Regions from separate parts of the Homo sapiens genome. Here regions 2 and 3 are each linked to region 1. The links are chromatin contacts, found by Hi-C or POLR2A ChIA-PET in ENCODE. All regions are on one chromosome and are shown on one strand. The core of a region is the stretch at or near the end of the contact, and the rest is flanking DNA. Distances in the headings are between cores, read along the strand shown. Region 1 holds the start of NFX1 (nuclear transcription factor, X-box binding 1). Region 2 holds the start of RPP25L (ribonuclease P/MRP subunit p25 like). Region 3 holds the start of FAM219A (family with sequence similarity 219 member A).

The links. A loop is a pair of places that touch in the nucleus more often than their neighbours do. ChIA-PET counts read pairs that join two places held with the same protein, here RNA polymerase II (POLR2A). Pooled maps may share reads with other maps.
Region 2: a loop to region 1 is called in a pooled map, with 5 times the contacts of the local background. The contact joins the promoter of RPP25L here to the promoter of NFX1 in region 1. A Hi-C loop is called at or near these places in 6 of 50 pooled maps. POLR2A ChIA-PET finds 5 or more read pairs at or near these places in 2 of 52 experiments (activated B cell and activated T-cell).
Region 3: a map of naive thymus-derived CD4-positive, alpha-beta T cell shows a loop between it and region 1 (25-fold over the local background). The contact joins the promoter of FAM219A here to the promoter of NFX1 in region 1. A Hi-C loop is called at or near these places in 1 of 168 maps with a recorded cell type or tissue (naive thymus-derived CD4-positive, alpha-beta T cell) and 8 of 50 pooled maps. POLR2A ChIA-PET finds 5 or more read pairs at or near these places in 2 of 52 experiments (CD4-positive, alpha-beta T cell and K562).

What each region holds. Positions count from the first base shown.
Region 1 is chr9:33,287,775-33,292,691 of GRCh38, reverse strand. NFX1 (nuclear transcription factor, X-box binding 1) reads right to left here and starts at 2,176. Exons shown (of 24, transcript NM_002504.6): 1 at 2,095-2,176. The coding sequence starts at 2,119. It also overlaps the pseudogene LOC100862682. RefSeq lists enhancers at 1,901-1,950, 932-2,131, 2,101-2,150, 2,161-2,580, 3,286-4,247.
Region 2 is chr9:34,609,159-34,614,075 of GRCh38, reverse strand. It overlaps RPP25L (ribonuclease P/MRP subunit p25 like), which reads left to right and starts at 1,979. Exons shown (of 2, transcript NM_148178.3): 1 at 1,979-2,012; 2 at 2,744-3,581. The coding sequence starts at 2,780. The coding sequence ends at 3,271. DCTN3 (dynactin subunit 3) reads left to right here. Exons shown (of 7, transcript NM_007234.5): 6 at 1-34; 7 at 205-530. The coding sequence ends at 294. RefSeq lists enhancers at 1,178-1,227, 1,355-1,404, 2,508-3,061 and a silencer at 1,805-2,044.
Region 3 is chr9:34,455,995-34,460,911 of GRCh38, reverse strand. FAM219A (family with sequence similarity 219 member A) reads left to right here and starts at 2,342. Exons shown (of 6, transcript NM_001184940.2): 1 at 2,342-2,708. The coding sequence starts at 2,649. It overlaps DNAI1 (dynein axonemal intermediate chain 1), which reads right to left and starts at 2,107. Exons shown (of 20, transcript NM_012144.4): 1 at 1,859-2,107. The coding sequence starts at 1,906. RefSeq lists enhancers at 1,981-2,050, 2,147-2,441, 2,004-2,544, 3,676-4,176 and a silencer at 2,421-2,670.

The DNA.
Region 1 (4,917 bases), core at 927-3,426:
GTTCAACTAGACATGAGGCAGCAGGCAAAGCCCTCAGGAAAAAAACCCATAAGAGACATGAGGAAGGGAAACAGGACACATTGATCAGGAAACTGGCCATGGCAAAGATCAGAGGCACCATTTTTATTTCACTATTTCAAGTAGCTGGAAGTTAGTAAACAGGATGTCTAGTCACCACGGCTAGAATACAAGTGGTACCCTAAATCCAAGATAACACAGCAGCACAGTAGGTGTCCAACAGGTGGGAAAGGCAGACTAAAGGGAAATCCAACTGGCAGATTACAAAGTCCAGAGACAAGGCTGGCATTGCAGAGTCTGCTCACCGGCAGAAAAGTATCCTCTGCACTGGGCTTCTGTTTAAAGACTTTGATGATGAGGGTGTGGGCTAAAGATGATGCTAAAATACGAACATGGAATGGGAACTAAAGCAAAATCAAACTAAAGCACATGAAAAGGAGTAAGGAGGTCTTTGGACTAGAAGATTTTGCCTCATTAGATACTTTCTGGGTTGGAGGTAATAACTTGGGCACAACACCAAAGTTCAACACGAAGACTCACAACTAGGCCCCACCGAATTCTTCTTCAAACACTGAAGGGTACAGAAATGAGTCAGAAACGAGCCTGTGGATGAGACGATCAATAGATCCAGTTTAGAGAATCTGGTGAAGGACTAGGTGAGGAGAATAACAAAATACCCAGCCCAAAAAGTTTTCCAACCCCAAGGAAGACTTAATATCCACATCAAGACTAGGGTACACCAATGCAGTGTGTTTTCCAACTTTTTTTTTTGAGACGAAGTCACACTCTGTCGCCCAGGCTGGAGTGCAGTGGCACGATCTTGGCTCACTGCAACTTCCGCCTCCAGGGTTCAAGCAATTCTCTTGCCTCAGCCTCCGGAGTAGCTGGGACTACAGGCGCGTGCCACCATGCCCAGCTAATTTTTTGTATTTTTAGTAGAGACGGGGTTTCACCGTGTTAGCCAGGATGGTCTCGATCTCCTGACCTCGTGATCCGTCCACCTCGGCCTCCCAAAGTGCTAGGATTACAGGCGTGAGCCACCACGCCCGGCCCTAACTTTTTAAACTAAGAACCATAGTAATAAATACATTTTACCTGCCACCCAGTATACAAATACATATATGGTCTTCTTGGTGCCCCAACGGCTGGTCAGGGACAGAGCTGAGATTCAAACCAATGGTTTCCAAACTCCATTCTGCAAACTGCTGCCCTGTTTTCCAGAGTGGGCCATAAAATCAAATGAAGGCAGTGGGCTGTGACATATTTTTAAACGAAACAGAAAACAGAATATATTGCTGATTGTAAAACAAACCAACCAACCTCACTGCTTCCAGAAACTTCTGGTTCGCTTTTATATTTATGTAAGTGTACAATATTTAAGGTCGCGATGCAAAATGTTTCTTTTGGTTGCTGTCCAACACATTTGGAAAACACTGATCTATGGAACACCCTGAGGAAATGGATGTTATATCAACGAACAAATGAGGCTGTCTCTACACACTGAGGCAACTCCAGGAGGGGGAGTGAGTGAACAATTACAGAATAGGTACAGTACAGGGCGGGAGCCATCACAGGAATTAACTTATCTACTCCCAACTGACAGATGAGGAGACTGAGACTGAGTCACACGGGGTTCGCAGCAGGCTGAGACTCTAAACTACTGGAATTCGGCTCGCGCCCACGCCACCACTCCAGGCGGTATGAGCACACCACACCCTACACGTCAAGAGCCCGCCACCGTCACTGGCTGTGACCTGGCCGACGCCCGCCTGTCGAAGGTCAGTGCGCCGCTGCCCCAGAAACAGCCTGTGGGAAGGCAGGGCACCCACATCGACTCGCAGCGCCGGGACAAGTCCTCTCTCCTCCGAAACCCAGCTACTGGGCTTCACCATCTAGTCCAAGAAGACACAGATCTTCGTACGCACGATGCGCGGGGCTTGGCCCTTCCGAGCCACTATCCTACGCCCTAGCATGTGCTACTCTCGCGATATGAGTGGCTGAGGCCCTAGAACTTCGTCACTGACCCAATTTCCGCTCCCTGAAAGGGGCCCAGTCCCGCTCGGGCCGGGACAATACCTGAGACAGGAGGCGCCTCCGCCATCCCGTGCCGCAGAACCTAGATCGAGCTGTACAGCCAAGTCAGCACTGTCACCAGGTCACGTGCCCCGGACTTCCGGCGCCGCGAGAATATTCGCATCTGCGCGCCGTGTAGACGGCCACAGAGGTTGCGCAGCCCGAATCTGTGTGGCGCGTTCGTGACGTCAGATAGACGCGCCAGGTGTCGGGCGGGAGGAGGAGACTAGTAGCTGGATGGAAATAGCAACAATCGCAGGAGGGAGGGCGGCGACTTGCGTAATCATTGTGGTTTTCCTTTTTTTATTTTTTGATATAGGGTCTTGCTGCCTTACCCAGGCTTGAGTGCAGTGGTCTGATCATGGCTCACTATAGCTTCAGTCTCTAATCCTCCCGCCTCAGCCTTCCGGTAGCTGGAACTACAGGCGGAGCCACCATGCGCAGCTATTTTTAGTAGAGACGGGTTTCGCCATGTTGCCCAGGCTAGTCTCTCCAACTCCTGGCCTCAAGCGATCCTGCCGCTTTGGCCTCCTAAAGTGCTTGGCTTACAGGCGAGCCACCACGCCTGGCTCCAGACTTTTTTTTTTTTTTTTTTTTTTACAAAGGCGTTTATTCTCATCAGTATCACCGATATTCTCATGGTTCACATTTGCCAACGCCGCTCCTCTCCTTACAGTAGTTAAATGTGCAATCTCACTTGGGGGCCCAGGGAGGGGTGGGGGCTCGGCCCAGGGTGGGGAGGGCGTTGGCACTTCACGTGGACAGGGTGGGCAGCCTGTCCTGCGTGAAAGAGGTGTGGGTGAGTGGGCGGCCAGGGAAGGGGAGTTGGCAGGGGAGGGCCCCGCAGTCTTTTTTTCTTTGGTGGTTGGTGATTCTCCATTCAGATTCCTTCCTGGCTTCCCAGGGTAGGGGAACCATGCAGCTCAGGGCAGGGCAGGGGAGGAAGAGAAGGAAAAAGCAGCAGGCCGCCCGGGGGGAAAGGTGGAGGGTGAACGGCAGGGCAAGGGGGAACGGGTGGCTCCTGAGGTAAGGCACAACCCTGTCTTTGGCTTTCCTGGTGAGGAGTTTCCTCCCCTGCACCCCCTGCCCGACGCTTCTCCCCACCCCCCCACCCCCCAGACCCACACACAGTCCCAGGAGCCAGGGGGCACCACCTCCTGGGGTCCCTGAAACAAGTGGGCTCTGCCACCCAAGCCAGTGCCGCAGGGGCTCGAGGAGGGACACCCGAGGAAAAGGCAGAGAGGGGCAGGCAGGGGCCTACCCAGGACAAGGGGGTGGGGGTGAGAAGACCCTAGGCCCAGGAGCTGGGCCCCCCGCCCCAACTAAGTCCTGGAAGTGGGGGAGCACCTGCTTCCTTTCGGGGGTCTGGCTGGAGCCCCGGTCTGCCCCTTGGCCTCCGTCAGGCCCAGCCACTTGCCAAGTGACCAGGGCATTGTGCTTTGGGGTAAACGCTGGGGTGGGGTGGCAGGCCAGGAGGCAGGGGGAGAGGAGGGATGACTAAGGTGCTTGTGCTTTAGCTGGGGGTGTCGATATCCCCCACTCGGGCCGGCTGGGGGCTAAGGTGCCAGGCCCCGGCCAGGAAGACAGTGCCAAGACCCCAGCAGACCGTGGCACTGACCCCCACAACAAGCAGATGTTAAGAGGGACCCCCAGTGGGCCAGCGGGGCTGCTGGTCCCATCAGGGGGATGGTCTTCAAATCAGATTACAAGGGTCCAGTAGGGGCTGGCCCCCACCCCATCTCCTGAAATCCCCCTGCCCCTGGAGAGACCCCTGGGAGCAGTAGGTAGGCGGGGGTTGGGGAGGCAGAGGAGAGGCAGGGAGGACGAGGGCCAGAAACGCAAACAAGGATGTGGATGGTGAAATGACACCCCGCATAGGGGGATGGGGAGTTAAAAAAGAAAAAAAACTCTCTGCCTTCACATGAAAATCTAAAACAACAACAAAAAACCACCCACTCTGGGCGAGAACAAAAAGAGAGGAATGGTAACAGAGAAAATTCTGCAAACAACTGCTAACAATGGAAGTGGACCCGGCCCTGCCCTGCCCTGCCCTGCCCAGCCCCCAGGAGCTGGGCCCAGCCAACCAGCCAAGGCCTGGGACACCCTGAAACTATAGCCCTGTTGGGGAAGGTGGACAGGGGAGGGGGAACCCGGTCGGACCCACAGGAGCCTAGGCAGCAGCTGGGACTGGAGTCCTACACCCACACTCCACACACACCCACACCCACACACACACACACACACACACTCAGCCTGCCCCCCAGCCCCCCAACACCACCCTGCCTTCCAAGGCCCCCCCACCCCTGGGGACCGAGGGGGACAACAGACACAGCCCCATTGGTTTGAAAAATAAAAGGAATCTTATCACTCTGTCGCCTAGGCTGGAGTGAAGTGGCACCATCTCGGCTCACTGCAAACTGCCTCCCGGGTTCAAGCGATTCTTGCGCCTCAGCCTCCCAAGTAGCTGGGATTACAGGCACCCACCACCACGCCCGGCTAATTTTTGTATTTTTAGTAGAGACGGGGTTTCATCCTGTTGGCCAGCTGGTCTTGAACTCCTGACCTCAGGTGATCCACCCACCTAGGCCTCCCAAAGTGTTGGGATTACAGGCGTGAGCCACCGTGCCGGGCCAAACATTTAATGATGGTCTTTTGAGTTTCCTCCTTTTAAAACTGCTTATCCATATCCACTGCCCATTTTTCTTCCTGATGGTTTCTTGTATATTACAGGTGTCACTCGTCAGTTTTAGACATTTAAATTGTCTTCTATTCCATTAAATATTAATTTTGTCCTTTGTTGAACATAAATCCTTAATTTTGACAGCT
Region 2 (4,917 bases), core at 730-3,229, 1.3 Mb before region 1:
GTCCAAGGCTCTCCTGGAGGAATACAACAAGACTGTATCCTTTCTGCTCAACTAGGACCCTAATGGGTGCTGTCCCTAAGCCCTGTCCTTTTGTTCCACCTCTAGCTCTCTCTCATCCTATCCTACCCACCTATGTTTGCCTGTTCCCCACTTTCCATGAACTTCCTCACTCAGATTCCTATTCTCACCTTGACCTACAACCAGACAATGCTTCTCTCCAAGCAATTCGTGCAGTGGGATGAGCTACTTTGCCAGCTAGAGGCCGCCACGCAAGTGAAGCCAGCAGAGGAGTGATAGCTGCTCCCCATCCCAAAGTGGGCCTGGGCAGTCAGGCTCCAGGGCCCTATGCCAACCTGCCTTTGTTACAAGGCAGAGGAAGCTTTGTATTTATTGGCTTCAAGGCCCACCTCTCTGTACTCTGGGCTCTAAAGTTGGAGGTCAGGTTACCTGAGGTTTGCAATTTGCAACACCCACCCTCCCCCCAATCAGTGTTCTTATTTCAGTGACAATAAACCATAGAGATGACTGGAGGAGTGTGCTGGCTTCTTGGTCTAGGATGGAGGTGGTAGGGGGCAGAGGTGTCAGCCTGCCTAATCGTTTGACTGGGAACTAAACTCATCCTGGTCTGGCTTTCTGGCAGGTGTAGAGCTCTCAAAATGAAGGCTCTCATTTGATTATGTGAATAGGATATTCCTTTATGTATCCATTTATCCCACATTTACCAATAAGAGACCTCCAAATGTCAGATGATGGGAGTAGATAGGGCTAATCCCTGCCCTGCACGGGCTAGCAGGATAGACAGTAAAGGAAAAGGGCAGTCCTATCAGGTGGACACAGAAGAAAAAAGGGACTGAAGGGACCTGGTAAGTGATATCCAGGGACTTTCAGAGCCAAGGGAGCAGCATGTGCAAAGGCCTTTAAATTTCTCTCTTGGGAGCCTACCTGCTGCCACGAGCCGAGAAGGGCAGCCTAAGAGGTTTGGATGCAGGAAGTTTTGGTCCTGGGGAGGGGAAGTTGGGAAGTAGGGGCGCTGGGGCAAGCATGTTGAGAAACAGATTGGCACCGTAGTCCACCAAATGTTTGCTGCCCCCTTGTGGTCTCAGGGAGTGCTCTGGCTCCAGACCCTTTTTCCAACGGCCCATTGGCCGCCCCGCCTTTGCGACCTCTCCGGCACCTCAAATTCAGCGTGTCCAAACCGATCTGAAACCTGGGAGTCACCCTAGATCGGAATTTCCTACTTCTCCGTCCAAACAGTGGCCAACTCGTCACTGAACCTACTAGTATCTCCCAACTTAATCTTTTTTCCATTCCCACCGCGATTTCTCTGGTTCATTAATGTAACAAATCATTTAACAAATATTGAGCGCCGGTCATACGCCAGGCACCATACTAGGCTCCGTGGGCACCCCCGCCCCCTCAGCCCCCAGACTCCGCGGCAGGTGTCGTCAGGGGCTGTGGCCCGATTTCCCCACCACTCCCTCCTCGGCTCCCTGCACAAGATCTGGTTCGACTGGCCCCTGGAAAACCCGGAAAACCCCCGTGGTCCGCCAGCGCCCACAGGATGAGGTCGAAGCTCAGAAGTCGGTAACTAAGGCTCTCGCCCATGCAACAGCAGCCACTACAAACTGAAGCCTTTGTTCGCACCCACGGTGAAACCCACAGCTCCCCGTTTGCTCAACAGCTAACGCCAGCCCTCCCATCTTCTAAGGGCCAGATCCCCCTCCTTCAGACGCAGGACTTCCCCGACGGCCGCTCCTTTCTACCGCAGGGAACTGTCCTGCCTCCCTCCGGGGCGTAACAGCGGAGGCTGCGCTCGTGTTCCCATCCCCGCTGGGACTGGTCCGGGGCGCTCTGGCCAGCGGGTTGTTTCCGCGGCGGAGATGCCTCGGGGCCCGTCCCTCACGCCCCGCCCCTCACGCCCCGCCCCCTCGGGGCGTGCGCGGCCCCGCGGCCTTAGTGCGCTCCGGGCCCGCGCGCCATCTTGGCTCCGGATCGTGCGTGAGGCGGCTTCGGTGAGAGCCGGAACCGGGCGGGCAGAGGGGCGCTCGTAGGGTTGGGGGACGCCTGTGGCTTGGCTGCAGCGGCCGGCAAGACCCTGGAAGAGACCGTGGCTATGGAAACGGCCAAGGCTGTCTTGGAATGTCCTGAGCAGCCCTCCGAGTCGAGCCTCTGCCCCCGAGTTTCTGAGTGACCTGGGTTGATATAGATTGACCTTGGTAATCTCTGGGAGAGGGGATCCGTTCTGTTTGGGGGCAGCACTGGATAAGGGTTCTTGGCTGTTTCCCGGGGGGCCTGGGGCGAAGGGCCTTGTCCCTGTCCTTGTAGAGCCCCAAGTGAGGAGCGCTCTCTATTGGTATTAGTCTGGGGTGAGGGTTCCAGGCCCTGTTCCAAGGAGCCCAGGATAAGGGGGGCTAAGCCCCAGTCCTGGAGAGTTTAGGATGAGGGGGCCTGGCACTTTCCCAAAGAGCTCAGTGTTTGGGGAATGTGATCCTGCCTCTTGGACTCCAGGATTGGAGGTGGGGGTGTTATGGCCCTTGTAGAGGAACGGGGTGTATGGGGTACAGCCCTTTCCCAGACTGCGGCAGGCATGGACCTTGTCACGAGATGCTAAGGACAAGGGGACATGATCCTGTTTCTGGGAAGTCTGGAACGGGGAGCAGGGCCATATCCTGGATGGAGATAGGGGATGGTGGACAGTGACTTGGGGCACATTGCTTAGCACTTACCTGATGCTTCCCTGCAGTGGGCAGCGAGAGTCACAGACAAGACAGCAAGCAGGATGGAGCACTACCGGAAAGCTGGCTCTGTAGAGCTCCCAGCGCCTTCCCCAATGCCCCAGCTACCTCCTGATACCCTTGAGATGCGGGTCCGAGATGGCAGCAAAATTCGCAACCTGCTGGGGTTGGCTCTGGGTCGGTTGGAGGGCGGCAGTGCTCGGCATGTAGTGTTCTCAGGTTCTGGCAGGGCTGCAGGAAAGGCTGTCAGCTGCGCTGAGATTGTCAAGCGGCGGGTCCCAGGCCTGCACCAGCTCACCAAGCTACGTTTCCTTCAGACTGAGGACAGCTGGGTCCCAGCCTCACCTGACACAGGGCTAGACCCCCTCACAGTGCGCCGCCATGTGCCTGCAGTGTGGGTGCTGCTCAGCCGGGACCCCCTGGACCCCAATGAGTGTGGTTACCAACCCCCAGGAGCACCCCCTGGCCTGGGTTCCATGCCCAGCTCCAGCTGTGGCCCTCGTTCCCGAAGAAGGGCTCGAGACACCCGATCGTGAAGACCTGCTGAGCCAGCCTGTTCTCCGGGCCTGAATGTCTGGGGTGCTTGTGCCTTTTCTGAGAAGCGTTGTGACTGCTCAACATCCCCATCAAGGTTTGAGTCCACAAAAGTGGACCTCCCTATCATGCTTCCCCTTCCCTCTAGCATGTGGGAAGGGACTGCTGTGAAGAATGACAGATGTGGGGCCTCTGCCAAGTTCTGCATTGCTAAATAAGGGCTTCCTCTGCCTTCTACCTACAGTGCATTTGAACTGCCTTCTGAAAGAGGTCCAGGGAGGGATTTAGGAAATAAAGTTTCTACCTATTTGATGAGCCTCTACTCAGCCTGCTATGTGGAGTGGGATTAAAGAAATGGGAGTCCCCGCCCTTACCCCGGGGGGCTGATCGGGTGAAGACAGAGGAAGAGTAGTAGGCTCAGGCCGGTGCTGGGAGAATATAGTGTCTACAAGAAGCCTCAGTCAGTACTGAATATATCTAATTCCCTGGATAGTTATTTGCCCCTGCTTTGGCCTGGTTTAGGAACACTGCCAGGTCAGACATTTCTCTCCATCTGCAGCATACAGTATAGTATAGTGGTTGTGAGCATGGACTCTGGTACCAACCTGCCTGGGTTTCAATCCTGGTCTGCCACTTATTAGCAAGTTACTGCTCTGTGCCTTAGTGGTCTTATCCATAAAACAGGAATACGATAGTGTTTATCACATAGGATTGTTATGAGATTACATAAGGAAATATACATATATGACATTTAGATACCACACTGGCACATAGTGCTATTAAGTGTTAATTGCTATTATCGTTATTAATGACTTACCTATCCCAAATGCAACAACTGTCTCACACCTCCTTCCCTCCAGCTTCCTTGCCCCAATCTCAGCTATGGAGCTGGACTCTGCTTTGAAGAGACAGAGGCCTTTCGAACTCCCTCATGTTCCATCTTCACCTCCAGACCTGTCTGTATACACATTTATCCTCAACTCCACTAGTTTGCAAACATGCTTTTTCCTGTCTTAGAATCATATCTTTGGGTTGGGCACAGTGGCTGATGCCTGTAATCCCAGCACTTTGGGAGGCTGAGGCAGGAGGATTGCTTGATCCCAGGAGTTGGAGACCAGCCTGGGCAACATAGTAGGGAGACCCTGTCTCTACAAAAACATCTAAAAATTAGCTAGGCATAGTGGTGTGCACCTTTAGTCCCAGCTACTTGGGAGGCTGAGGCAAGAGGATCGCTTGAGCCCGGGAGGTTGAGGCTGCAGTGAGCCATGATTGTGCTACTGTACTTCGGCCTGGATGACAGAGTGAGACCCTGTCTCAAAAACAGAAAACAGGCTGGGCGCAGTGGCTCACACCTGTAGTCCCAGCACTTTGGGAGGCCAAGACGAGTGGATCACTTGAGGTCAAGACCAGCCTGGTCAACTTGGTGAAGCCCCATCTCTACTAAAAATACAAGAAATTAGCTGGGCGTGGTGGTGCATGCCTGGAATCCCAGTTACTTGGGAGGCTGAGGCAGGAGAATAGCTTGAACCCAGGAGGAAGAGGTTGCAGTGAGCTGGGATTGCACCACTGCACTCCAGCCTGGGTGACAGAGCAAGACTCTGTCTCAAAAAGACAAAACAGGCCAGGCGCGGTGGCTCAAGCCTGTAAT
Region 3 (4,917 bases), core at 1,093-3,592, 1.2 Mb before region 1:
CCAAGATCACACCACTGCACTCCAGCCTGGGCGACAGAGCAAGACTCCGTCTCAAAAATAAAATAAAATAAAATAATAAAAAAAAATTAGCCAGGCATGGTGGTGCATGCCTGTAATCCCAGCTACTTGGGAGGCTGAGGCAGGTCCCTTGAATCGGGGAGGTGGAGGTTGCAGTGAACCTAGATTGCGCCACTGCACTCCACCCTGGGTGACAAGAGTGAAACTCCGTCTCAAAAATAAAAAATACAAAAATAAAAAATAAATAAAAGCAAACTGCCTGTAAATATAGGGTCAGGAGGCTCAAACACAGTACATGAACTTCAACGTAAAGCCCAACCCCAACATAAAATTAGGGCATGTTCATATGGGACTAGCAGCTTCCCCAAGGCTGCAGAGACCTAAGAAAGTCAGGTCCATCTGCTACAGAAGCCCAGGTAAAAGAGGCAGAGGAGCAAAGGCTAACATGGAGGTGGCCAGACCAAAATATGCAAAGTCATAAGTAGCATGGAGATTGGCTCTCTAAACCTCAATGTACCTAGACTTGAGTGGGGTAAATCTGGAATAAATATATAGAAGTCCTGCTTTCCAGAGCTAGAAACTACACATTAGCCTGAGTGGTAATTCATAAAGGGTTTGGAAAAAGTTCCTGAAGGACTGAGTTGCTTCACCACAGAAGACTCCTTGGGAAACTGGGACTGCCTTGCCTTCCGTGGTGATGCTGAGGAAGAAAGCAGAACTCTGTGCTCAGTGGGTTAAGTGGGGGATGACTCGGGTTTCCTGTGAGAAGGGATGACATCTGTCCAGGTGGTAATAAGAGCATAATGTTCACATAGCTGAATGAATCATAGGAGTGGACCAGGGGCTCGCAGGGAAGAGAGAGATATGAGGCTCTAGAAATAGTTGGGGCAGAGTGTTTGGGTTGTGCACTGTGGGGGTGAGGACAGGGATGAGAAAAGGGCCTCTCTCCTCTTCCTCTTTGCCTGCCCTTTCTCTCCTCATAAATCTCCCAGCACAGAAAATAAAATCACACTCCTGCACATAGCCTGTCCTGTATTCTGTTTAGTTCTCTTGCACACCCTCTGTGGGCTCCCAAACAGCAAGAGCTGTGTTCCCACCTAGCCTGGAGCTAGGCACACAGCAAAGGGTTGGATAAAGAATGCCTTTGAGGCTGGGCGCCGTGGCTCACGCCTGTAATCCCAGCACTTCGGAAGGTCAAGGTAGGAGGATCGCTTGAGCTCAGGAGTTAGAGACGGGCCTGGGCAACATGGGGAAACCCCGTCTCTACCAAAAACACAAAATTTAGCCGGGCGTGGTGGCCTATGCCTTTGGTTCCAGCTATTCGTCAGGCTGAAGTGGGAGAATCGCTTGCACCCAGGAGGCAGAGGTTACAGAGAGCTGAGATGGCGCCACTGCATTCTAGCCTGGGCTACAGGGCGAGCCTCTGTCTCAAAAAAAAAAAAAGAAAGAAAGAAAGAAAAAGAAAAAGAAAAATTCCTTTGGGACAAGAATGTGAGAACAAGGAGGAAGGGACTCGTGGGAATGGGGATGGGGAAGTTAAGGAGAATAGACTGGTCAGAATGAGTCCATGGGGTAAAGTGAAGTGAAGAGATGGGAATGGTGGATAAAAGGAGAGAGGTAAGAAACGGTGGATTGGGGTAGTATGGGAGAGGAGGCCGGGATTAGTGGGAAAGAGTAGGACAGAGTCAGAGGTCAGTGGGAGCACTTACCAGAGGTCACGGGGGTGAGAAGGCTGGGGTCAACAGAGAAAAGATCAAGGATCAGTAGGAGAGGTATGATTAGTGGTCACTGGCGACGACGAAGGTCAGAGGTCATCAGAAGGAAGGTGTGCGTACGTTACCTGCTTATGAGGCTGTTTATGGGGAGCCTTCGCAGAAGCAGGAATCATCTCAACCCCTGGAGAGCCTACAAAACGCTCCCTCGTCTGAAGACAAAAAGTTTGTCCGTCTCCTTGACCACACACAAGAAATCTGGACTCTCTTCCACTTCAGTTACCAGTCGCAACGGTTCTTTAGGGACAGCCGTCGTTGTGGGTCCCCGTGCCCTTGCAGGATAGAATCCAACTCCCTGACGCGGTTACCCAGCAACCGACCAGCAGCCAAGGCGCAGGCGCTTCGGCGCGCCCAGCCGGCCCGGAAAGGAGGCGGGGTTGGGCGCGCGGCGAGCGAGTCTCCACTAAGCCCCGCCCCCTCAGGAATCACAGCTGGGCGGCCGCGCGCATTCGGAACTCCCGCATGTGGGTGGGGCTGGGGTCCCCAGGCACCGCCTCCTCATGAATAATGCAAGATCCGGGCGGTGTCCCGGACCCGGAAGTGGAGTTGCCGAGTCACCGCAGTGGCTGAGCTGCTGACAGGAGGCGGCAGCGGAGTAGGAGGCGAGGCAAGACCTGCGGCTCGGCCCGGCCACAGCCGCGGTAGTGCTAGGCAAGCCCACGGAGTCACGCCGGCCTCAGCCAGTCTGCGAACCTCTCGCCCCCGCCCACCCCTGCATCCGCCCGGCCCCTGCCCGCCCGAGTGGTCCGGGGAGGCCTAGTCTGCACCACCCGCCGGGCTCCTGGGGCCGCCGCCCCGCGCGGTCCTGTCGGCGTCCGCGGCCGCGCCCGGCCCCTGGCCCGCTCGCCCGCCGGCACCATGATGGAGGAGATCGACCGGTTCCAGGTGCCCACCGCGCACTCGGAGATGCAGCCGCTGGTGAGGGGGCGGGCGGCGGGCAGGCCAAGGCCGGAGGGGGCGTCGCTTGAGGGGGAGGGAGGGAATCAGGCCGGGGGGATCGTGCGGAGGGGCGCCATCGGATGGGGCAAAGAGATCCCTGAAAACGTATTGCCGGGGGACGGGGACTTGCAGGACAAGAAAACCGTGGGAGAATATGCTGGATGAGAGCAAAGGGACCTGTAAGGGCGGAGGGCACCGTCGGTGGAAGCAGGGCACCGTCGGATGGAACGGAGGGGGCACAAAGGTGCACACCGCTAGTGGAGGCCCATAGCAGGGACTGGCGAGGGAACTGCCATGGGGCACCGCCGGCGGCAGGCCCAGGGGTCTGGGATGGGAGGTGGGGAGGCGTTTAGTCCTAGAGGCCTGTGATGCTTAGGGCGGGGGAGCCGTCAGGCTAAGAGAGATTGGGAATCAGCTTTTAGAAGAGGAGGGGCTTGCCCGCCTGTCCGCTGGATATACGGACAGGAACGCTGGGCCGGGGCGAGGGACCCAGTGGGGGAAGGTGGTTGGTGCAGAACCTGGGAATTCCGTTCTCCGGTGGGGAGCGCAGGCAGACCAGGCTGGGGGCATCTAAACCGGGAAGGAGAGTGCGCGGCGACCAGATGGGGAATCGGGGTGCAGATGAGAGTGCTCGGGAACCGACGGGAGAGGAAGTGGGGTCGCGCTGGAGCTGCCTGTGCGCACTGGTTGGGAAGAGCCCCCATCATCTTAGGCCTACGTGCCTGAAGTCCTTGCTGGGCGCGGATCCTGCCGCCTGTCCGCGGTCCCGGAGTCAGGGAGGAATGATGTCATCGCTGCTGGCGCGGAGGGAATGGAAGGGGGAGGGCAACTCGGGTGCACCGAGGCTAGGCCTAAGGGAGACCATGCTTGCTGGCCACCGCCCAGGGGGCTCCCTGACCTCGCTTGTCTGTCAGGCAACCGGGTGGGAGACGTGGAGGCCTAGCCAGCTCGTATAGTGAGGGGGGAAGAGAGGGAATGTCTAGGCTGTGTTCGCTTTATCCCCCTGGAGCCTGAGCTGGAATTGGAAGGAGGCAAGGTGGGCTACAAATCCGAAAGTGTGGATGCCCCATTTCTCTGAGCTGTGCTGGCTGGAGCAGAGCTGAGTTCTCCAAGTTCTGAAGTTCTGCTTCTGTGTTAGGCAGGGTGGCCAGAAACAGGTCTACCCTTGGGCCTATAACCCCCTGGCTGACAGATGTGCTTTGTAGCTTCCTGGGCGAGTAACCTACCCATTACAGCAGCCAAGATGGGCCTCGGCAGGGACCCATCACCACCTTTTTGTCACACCTTTTGAGGGATGGTAGAGAGAATCATTAGTGGCCACTTAGCAGGAGACAAAGGCTTTTTCCCCCTTTCATGACTGCTTAGACAGTTCTAAGAGCCAAAACAAAGAAGTTTTACAGAAGCATACAATATTAAACCGGAGAGAGGTGTTGCAGGACTTTTTCCTAGCCTCATGCCATCATTGGATTATTTGGGAGCCAGAAAATCCTGGAGAGAAGTCCATCCCATGAACTTAAAGAAGGACTTTGGGCTGGCTGAAGATAATTTTCCTTTCTGAGTTCTCTTTCTAGCTAACCTGGCTTGTCAAACGAGATTGCCCTTCCAGTTCTAAGCATCTAATCAAGAATCAAAATAGAGGGTGGATGAAGGAAGAGGAGGTTCAAGTGTGTCAGGAAAAGGAAGCAATGAGTTGTTTCTTGTCACCCATCTGGGGTTCTCAAAAAGGAAGGAAATAGCTGTTCAAGGAAAGGGGAGAAGAAATAGAGCCACCAGGCTCTCAGTTGTCCTTGGTGCTTCTGTTATTGCCTGAAATTCTGAATAGTGGTTTGGCTGGGTAGAGAACTCTTGAGCTGCTTCCGGTCTGTGTGGCCCTGGAGTTGGAGAAGCATCTGTGGCAAGGAGGCACTTAGAAAAGCTCTGACTGCCTTCAGACCCCTTTAACTGCTAAAGTCACCCTTGTGCAAGAGAATACTTTTTTTTCTTTTTTTTTGAGACAGGGTCCCTCTCTGTCACCCAGGCTAGAGTGCAGTGGCACGATCTTGGCCCAATGCAACCTCCACCTCCTGGATTCAAGCGATTCTCCTACCTCAGCCTCCCAAGTAGCTGGGATTATAGGCCCCTGCCACCACGCATGGCTAATTTTTGTATTTTTAGTAGAGACAGGGTTTCGCCATGTTGGCCAGGCTGG